Linked DNA regions of Mus musculus: region 1 is linked to region 2. Evidence: chromatin loops called from intact Hi-C (ENCODE). Cell type or tissue: left cerebral cortex. All regions are shown on one strand.

What was found. Hi-C counts contacts between places; a loop is a spot of excess contacts. Peaks named below come from ENCODE experiments on the same cell type or tissue, not always from the same donor. Only the 100,000 strongest peaks of a DNase experiment are listed, where the experiment ranks them.
Region 1: a loop joins it to region 2, with 9 times the contacts of the local background. A loop is called at or near these places in 1 of 42 quality-filtered maps.

What each region holds. Positions count from the first base shown.
Region 1 is chr13:67,449,949-67,453,948 of GRCm38, forward strand. It overlaps Zfp874a (zinc finger protein 874a), which reads right to left and starts at 1,676. Exons shown (of 4, transcript NM_177712.4): 1 at 1,564-1,676. The coding sequence starts at 1,569. In left cerebral cortex, no CTCF peak of the experiment used is centred here; a DNase peak (open chromatin) is centred at 1,693; H3K4me3 peaks cover 1,206 bases; H3K27ac peaks cover 1,164 bases.
Region 2 is chr13:67,304,114-67,308,113 of GRCm38, forward strand. Zfp457 (zinc finger protein 457) reads right to left here and starts at 2,299. Exons shown (of 4, transcript NM_001003666.2): 1 at 2,237-2,299. The coding sequence starts at 2,242. In left cerebral cortex, CTCF peaks have their summits at 2,188 and 2,389; DNase peaks (open chromatin) are centred at 1,540 and 2,362; H3K4me3 peaks cover 1,412 bases; H3K27ac peaks cover 1,278 bases.

The DNA of each region.
Region 1 (4,000 bases), 150 kb after region 2:
GATGTTGAAAACCAGGATCTAACACTGAGATGTTGAAGGGAAAAAAAAAATCTTCTTCACAGCAGGGCCAGACTTACAGTCTCTCAGCTAGGAGAGACTGAAGAGGCTATGACATCCAGAAACACAGAGAATTTATTGGGGAACATAGATGTTTGGTTCAACAGTAGGTTAGTCATTCTGGACAGACAATATGTACACAAAACCTATAAATCAGAACTGTACATTTACAAAAGAGTTTGACCAACTGAAACAGGCAGCGTGTGTGCAGTGTTAACACGAGGGCACCTCTGGTGTCCTTTGTTAACACCTTGTGACAGGTTTTTCGATCTCAGGCTTACAACCTCTGAGGCAAAAGTTTTATCTCTTGTTTTACTTAGGGAGATTTTAGTTCATCCTCCACTGAGAAACAGCTCAATATCCTTTCAGAAAACATCTGTGTCATTTCAAGTGAGGAATTAAACACTTTCCACGAGAGATTCCTAATCCAAGTGAACCATCTGTAAATTCACAATTCATTTCCAGGTAAGTGGAGGAAACATCACACACCTCAATCTCCAGTACGCAAAACTCTGACCCTGGAACCTAGCAATTTCTGTCACCTCAAAGCAAGACAAGAGTTATTGCATGTGTGATAGTTAAAAGCTAGCTCCATTTCCAACTAAGCTGTTGTACAACACAGCAACAAAAACAAACAGCAAACAAAAAACCAAAAAAAGAAAAAAAAAAAAACCCACATAGCAGAAAATCCCCAGAGTTGAGATACTTGTGGTGTGTGCCTTTAAAAATTCCAACCCCTATCTTCCCTTTTGCAGCAGTTCTCAAACTGGCAAAGGAGATTGTGGCTCTAAATAAAGCAGTTTGGGTTGTTTTTTGTTTGGTTCTCTCTCCTCTCTTCTCTCCTCTCCCTCTCCCCCTCCCCCTCCCCCTCTCCCTCTCTCTCTCTCTCTTTCTCTGTGTGTTTTTGTGTTTTGTTTTTCGAGACAGGGTTTTTCTGTGTAGCCCTGGCCGTCCTGGAACTCACTTTGTAGATCAGGCTGGCCACGAACTCAGAAATCCGCCTGCCTCTGCTTCCCAAGTTCTGGGATTAAAGGCGTGCGCCAGCACCGCCCGGCTGGTTTTATCTCATAATTCCTAGTTTTGTTCGGAGTTTTTTTCAGTGGTCTTGAACTCCGTGACAGACAGCCATAAAGTACAGAAAGGACCAGATCTCCTCTTAACTAAACTTACTGACAGATCCAGTAATATCCACGTGAGAGTGACCCAGCTAATGCTTCCACCAGAAAGCTGGAAAGTGTACGCCCAGAATCACCATGCCCAGGCAAAGACCTTCACCCAGCCAACACTGCCCAGGCAATCCTTGAACTTACAAGCTTCTCCATTCCTTGATTTCTGTCAGTCTAACGCAGGGGTCAGTCCCACCAACCCCCGCAGCGCCCTCTCACCAGCCCTGTCCAGAAAGCTCCTCCAAATCAGCTCTTCCCAGCTCCCATTCCATCCGGTCCCTGTTCCTTCCGGAACTATGCACCCCGCACAGACCCTGGGATGACTGAACCCTGGACCAACCTCCATGTCAGAGATCCAACGGGAGAGCACAGCAGGACCAGAGTCTGGCCCAGCTTTGGATAAGAGCCGCACATGCTTACTAAAAGATGAACTGTTTACTAAAAGTGCAGACCTGTGACGTCACCGTGCTGCAGACTACATTTCCCACAAGTCTGTGCGATGGCGTTGCAGGAGTCCTAGGAGAGTGAGTTGTATTATTTAAAGGTCCTGGATTTCTACATTGATGTGTGTCTGCAATGTAGTGTCACCTACTTAGGAAACAAGGAGACCATGAACTGTGTCCAGTTCTAACGAGCCGAATGTTTATGTAAGGTGCCGCTTTTCCGGATTTTCACTGTAAAGTTCTTAATTCCTTAATTTCCGTGGAGTTTACAGCTATTTGAGGAACCACCTCACTGCCAGTTAAGTGGCAATAAGCTAGTTTGCAGAAACCAGACCATGCGTTAATCATTTCAAAAGAGTTTTACAATTTTCTGGAGGAGGGAAGTTGCCAGGAACTTATCTTTTAGTAATTTAAGAGCGGGTGCCCGGCACACAATAAAGTTTCCTCACAGAGGACAAAGAGCAAAAGCAGGGACTCAGGCTGCTTTTGACATTCAAGATTCACAGCCTGCGGTGTCTTTAATCCCAGCTCACTGCAAGCAAATTCAGGCACCTCTGAGTTCCAGGCTGCCTTGTTTACAGTGAGTCCCTGGCCTGCCAGGGCTACACAGTGAAACCCTGTCTCAAAACAAAACAAAGAACAACAAAACCAGAAATATCCAGATTCATCACAGAAGATATTTGTGAATCAAGCCTTTCCATGTTTTGTTTGTTAAGTTTACAAGTTGTTGCTCATCAATATGTTTATTTTAATCTTCATTCTACATATTATAAAATGTTACTTAAGCTTGCAAAAAAAAAATAGAAAAATAGACAAAAGGAACTTGCCAGATGTTATGGATATGCCTTCAATCACTTGGGAGGCAGAGACAGGAGAAACTCTAGTTCTAGGAGAGCCAGAGGCCTGTACTGGGACTGTCCCAAAAAAAAAGGAGGAGGAGAGAGGGAAATAGTATGTTATATTGGCAGTTTTCCTTGGAAATAACAGAATCCCTTCTGGGCCAAACCAAGCTGCTCTGAGCAGCCTACTACCCAGGGAACCTCCACTCTCCTGCCACCTCTCCTTCACCTCCATCAGACTCCTGAACCACAGGTAAGGTTCCCTTCCCCAACCCTTCTTCCCTGCTATCTGAGTCCTCTGGGGCAAGCCAAGCTGCTGGAGCAGCCCGCCATCCGAGAGGTCCTCCATTCTCCTGCCACATATCTGCCCACCTTCATCAAACCTGAGACTCCTGAAGCATACAGAACCACAGGTTCGCAACCATACAGCCCAAGGCAGCCCATCAGAGGCCTGCCACACCAGGACCATCCAGGTTCACCTTCCTCTCAATCCGGCTACAATGAGAACATCCATGGAGCAAAAGCATCTAGATGGCTAAAGGCCCTCGAAACAACACAATCAACACGAACCAGGCCAATGTGACACCTCCAAAGCACAGCTACCCCATGACAGACAGCAAGCCCTAGTTATCCTGATCCAACCAAACCACGAGAAAACTGTAGCAGCTTGAGTTCTCATGCTAATCAGGTTACTCAAAAACCTGTTTCCAGTGTCCTGCACATAGGCTAAAGGAACACTGCCCCCAGTTGGCTCTGGTTGGGAAATAGAGTTAACAGTGGCCAATGATGGAAGGGAGATAGAGGCAGGACTTTTAGGATCCCCAGGCAAGAAACAAGGGAGAGGGAGCTGGAGAAATGACTCAGAGGTTAAGAACACTGACTGCTCTTCTGGAGGTCCTGAGTTCAAATCCCAGCAATTACATGGTGGCTTACAACCATCTGTAATGAGGTCGGATGCCCTCTTCTGGTGTGTCTAAAGACAGTGACAGTGTACTCATAAGCAGTATACATGTAAAGTATACATAATAAATAAATAAATCTTTTTTATTAGATATGTTCTTTATTTACATTTCAAATGCTATCCCCTTTCCTAGTTTCCCCTCCAAAAATCCCCTATCCTCTTCCCCCTCCCCCTGCTCCCCAACCCACCCACTCTCGCTTCCTAGCGCAGGCATTCTCCTATACTGGGGCACAGAACAAGACCAAGGGCCTCTCCTCCCATTGATGACCGACTAGGCCATCCTCTGCTACATATGCAGCTAGAGCCATGAGTCCTGCCATGTTTTTTCATTGGTTGGTGGTTTAGTCTCAGAGAGCTCTGCTGATACTGGTTAGTTCATATTTTTGTTCCTCCTATGGGGCTGCAAACCCCTTCAGTTCTTTGGGTACTTTCTCTAGCTCCTTCATTGGGAACCCTATGCTCCGTCTAATGGATGAATGTGAACATCAACTTCTGTATTAGTTGGGCACTGGCAGAACCTCTCAAGAGACAGCT
Region 2 (4,000 bases):
CTTTTTAATATGCAGAGTCTCACGTAGCCTAGGCTCCCTTGAGTTGGCTATGAAGGAGAGGATGACTTTGAATTCCAGGACTCCTGACTCCTCCTCAAAACACAGAGATGACAGAAATGAATCATAGAATATACTTAAGTTCACTCTTCAATAATTAGGCTGTTTGATTTTAAATACATATAAATAAATATTTGGTGCCTGTAAGTTATATGTGACGATGCTCATGTACTCTTTCTATATTATAAGGACTGTGTTTTGTTGCACAAGGCAGCACACAATTCCCAATTGATAAACTGTTATATGTAACATTAACTAGGAAGTGTCTATTTATTCTAGATATGGTTGCAAACTCATTGAAAATTCCAGTAGCTAGGACAAGGTGGTCTGAAGCCCATGCTTCCTGACAGTAGACTTGAATGCTGTAGGTCAGGCTCCAGCTCTGGCTCACAAACACTTGGTTTGACTGAAGAGTGATAATATAAGCAAGATCCCCTGAGATAGGGGGAGCGGCTGTGGAGGAGAAATCTTGAAACACACACACACACACACACACACACACACACACACACACACACACACACACACACTAAAATCTGTGTGTATTCTGTGAATGCAAAACTCTTGTAAGGAGTCTGTGGGTGCAGAGTCTGATGGCCCACGTGTAAGTTCACCGAGGGGCAGAGCCTGGAATTCTGCAGGTTCAGGGTTAGCTGTCTTACCTTGGGCTGGTTTTACCTTCAGGGTCAGTCCTTGCCTCACTCTATAGTGGACCACATAGCTTATGACAATAGATAAAAACCTCCCAGAATCCACTGACAAGGGAGAACATAAGTTTCTATGAATCCAAAAGCTAAAATCTCAGCAGATGGTATCTTAGGTGAATAGAATATCTCCCATATATCGTAGTACATGCTTCTATCGACTCACACCAAAGTATTTTAAATTTTCCTTGGTTAATGACATTCTTTGTTCTGTAAAACCATGAAACTGATTCCATGTTGGAGCATAGAATTTGGATTAAAGTAAATCTGTGTTCTCAGATCAAGGCTATTCAAATGGCTCTGGACTAAACTATTCTCTTAACCCTTCAGGAGGAGAACTATGCATAGACAGGAACCTATGTGAAAAATCATTAGACCCCAAATGTATAACAGCTTTCCAAATTTATATTCCAGCTGTTCCAAAGCAGTTGAAAAACTTGGGGAATTCTTCCTAAAACTATTAAAGGTGCCTCAGTAAACCTGAATGTCACATTGAGGGACAGAAAATTTAATATTTAAGACAGTTAAATTTAGGACAGTTCAGACGCTGCTGACAATGTGAAGAGACAGAAGAAAATCATGTGATAAGAAAACATAGTACAATGTACAGAGCCTGGCAGATTAGAGAGCAATGTACAGAGCCTGGCAGATTAGAGAACAATTTACAGAGCCTGGCAGATGAGCAGAGCCATTTTCCTCTTCCCTTTCAGACTTTCCAGCCCCACCCAGCAATCTCTCATCACACCAAGTCGTCTCTCATCTGAAAAGAAGTCCAAATTTGGACAGAACACATACTCAGAACCGTTGAGGTACTGCTGTCTAGCGATTTTAATTTGATGTGCAAAATCCATAATTATCTGGATTGGGCAAACATAGGTTCATACCAATTACAAGATTATTCTGTGGCTACATAGCCATGTATTGTGATGATTCAAGTCACAGAGATGTCTATTGGAAATTCCCACTCTAACCAAGGCATCCATAAATCTAACAATTCATTCCAAAGGAAAAGTAACTAACAACCCACACAACAATCACCGTCACAGGACTCTCTGTCCCTAGACACTAGGACCTTTGGGAAGCTGTGTGAGCTCAAACCAGGAGTAATCTCTAGGACATAAAGTATATGGGGCGCTAGATGTCCACGTGTTCTGTATGTCCTAAGAATCTGACAACCACCACAGGAGAACCCGTCAGCTAGGCAGAGCACGTTTCCCCAGCAAAGATGCGTGAGCTCCCGTCAGCATCTCAGGCACAGGCAGTGAGCAGACCCTGCCTGCCCTTGCCATCCTGCTGTTTCCAACCTTCTCCTCTTCAAACCTGTGCCCAGGGACAGTGGCCCAGCCTAGGTCAGCACAGCACCTCAAGGTCAGCAGCTTCCTGTCTCACAAGCCCAAGTTGGCACTCTCTGTGCCCTATCCGCCACCCTGCACAGTCCTTCAGATCTGCAAGATGGTGCTGTTCCCTGCACCAACCTCCATGGCAGAAATCCAAATGCAGCGCTCAACAGGACAGCTGCACAAATTTGAGAAGAAGCGAAGTTTGAAGAAAGAATACGGAATTTTGTTGCTGACAGCTCTTTCTGATGACGTCACAGGCGATGGGACTACATTTCCCACAAGTCAGTTGGAAGGACTTCCGGGAACCCACTGAAGAGCTTTTGTACACTGCCTGGATTACAGTCCACTGAGAGCAGCTGCACATGGGCATGCACATGGAATTTGGGCTCTTTTAAAATCCTTGGTCATGGCACGAAATGTTTGCCTGTAAGATGAGCCTTTCACAGTAATCACGTTCATCACGTTTCCATGTTATCTCTGCTACAACTCTGATCTATGTATAGAATCATTCACGAATGAAAAATTCATGCTTTCATGATCTGCTTTATTTAAGAATGTGGAAGCAGGAAGTTAATGTAGGAGTGAGCATTATCTCTTTACGATTCTATTGAAACCATCTTAGTCGCTTAAGATAGAAGAATTGGAGATCAAATCTAGTCACCAGCAGATGTTTTCTTAGTACAGGCTTTCCTGTCTCCCAAGGGGAGGGGCAGAGTTCCTGGGATCACAATGGTGTGTGTACTGACTGTCGAGCCATTGTGCACTTACAGGATTTCCCTTTGCCTTAGGTTTGATGTTTCTTATTGATTTTCCTGTCTCTGCACTGATCCTGTCATCGGTCATATTTGAAAATATTTGAACATTAGTGTTATCTGTCTTGAACTTCCCTCCCTTCTAAATAGAACACTTGAGTGTTTTCTCCTTGAATACAAAGGTATCAGATATATGTTCATATTACTGTCAAATAAGTCACTGTAATAAAGAAGTTACACTGGAAACATGCAGGATTGAGAATCCCTACCTTTTCATGGGAAGGTTTATTCCTGTGTAGTTCATACTTGAGTCAAAGTTACAAACTCCATTACAGAAAAGGCTTCATACTTCCCGGAATCCTAATGATCCAAAAGGAACCCGTTTCAGCGCAAAGACTGTGCAGAGTCCCTATTCTTTTTCAGGAGTATGTTTATCCAGAGATGCAGATCATTTGCTCACTCAGAGAAACTAGAGGCAAGGAGCAGTACGTGTGTGTACCTGTGCTTGATTGGCAAGCATCATGACTGGTCTGTCCTCCTCCTGAATGCTGCAGTGAAGGGCATTGTCAGAAGCCACAAAAGTTATTATTTCTCAGCATAGCTAGTTTTCCAATATGTGTTATGTGTTGAGGTCTGGTCTGTTGCTATGTATGTAATGCTAAATTCTATACCCGAAGATCTAAGCCTACCACAGACTTCTCACATTTACAAGGTTCTGTTGTGCAAACCTTGTTCCTTGATTTAATACTATTAGTTAAATCAAATTGGCTACAGCCAATTACTGGAGAAATTACAGGTAGGTGGGTTTTGAGTTACCTGGTAGAGGGTCGAGAAGAGAGAGAGAAGGAAGAGAGACCAGGAAAAGGAGGAAGAATGGGGAAAGAGGACAAAGATGCCATGTCTCAAAGATGAGACATGGCCATGAGAAACAGCAAGTATCTGGGGTATACCATCGGGAAGAAAGGAGGACACCAGGATAGCAGTTAGAAGAATAAATGAGGGCTGCCCTCCCCAGTAATTGTCAAAGCCAATGGAAATAACCATAGTCTGAGTCTTATTTATTTGTAAGCTAGTCAAGGGTAAGCTTAAATTAGTTGTGTGTATGGTATATGTATACATGTATGTTTGTGTCTTTTCATGCACACAT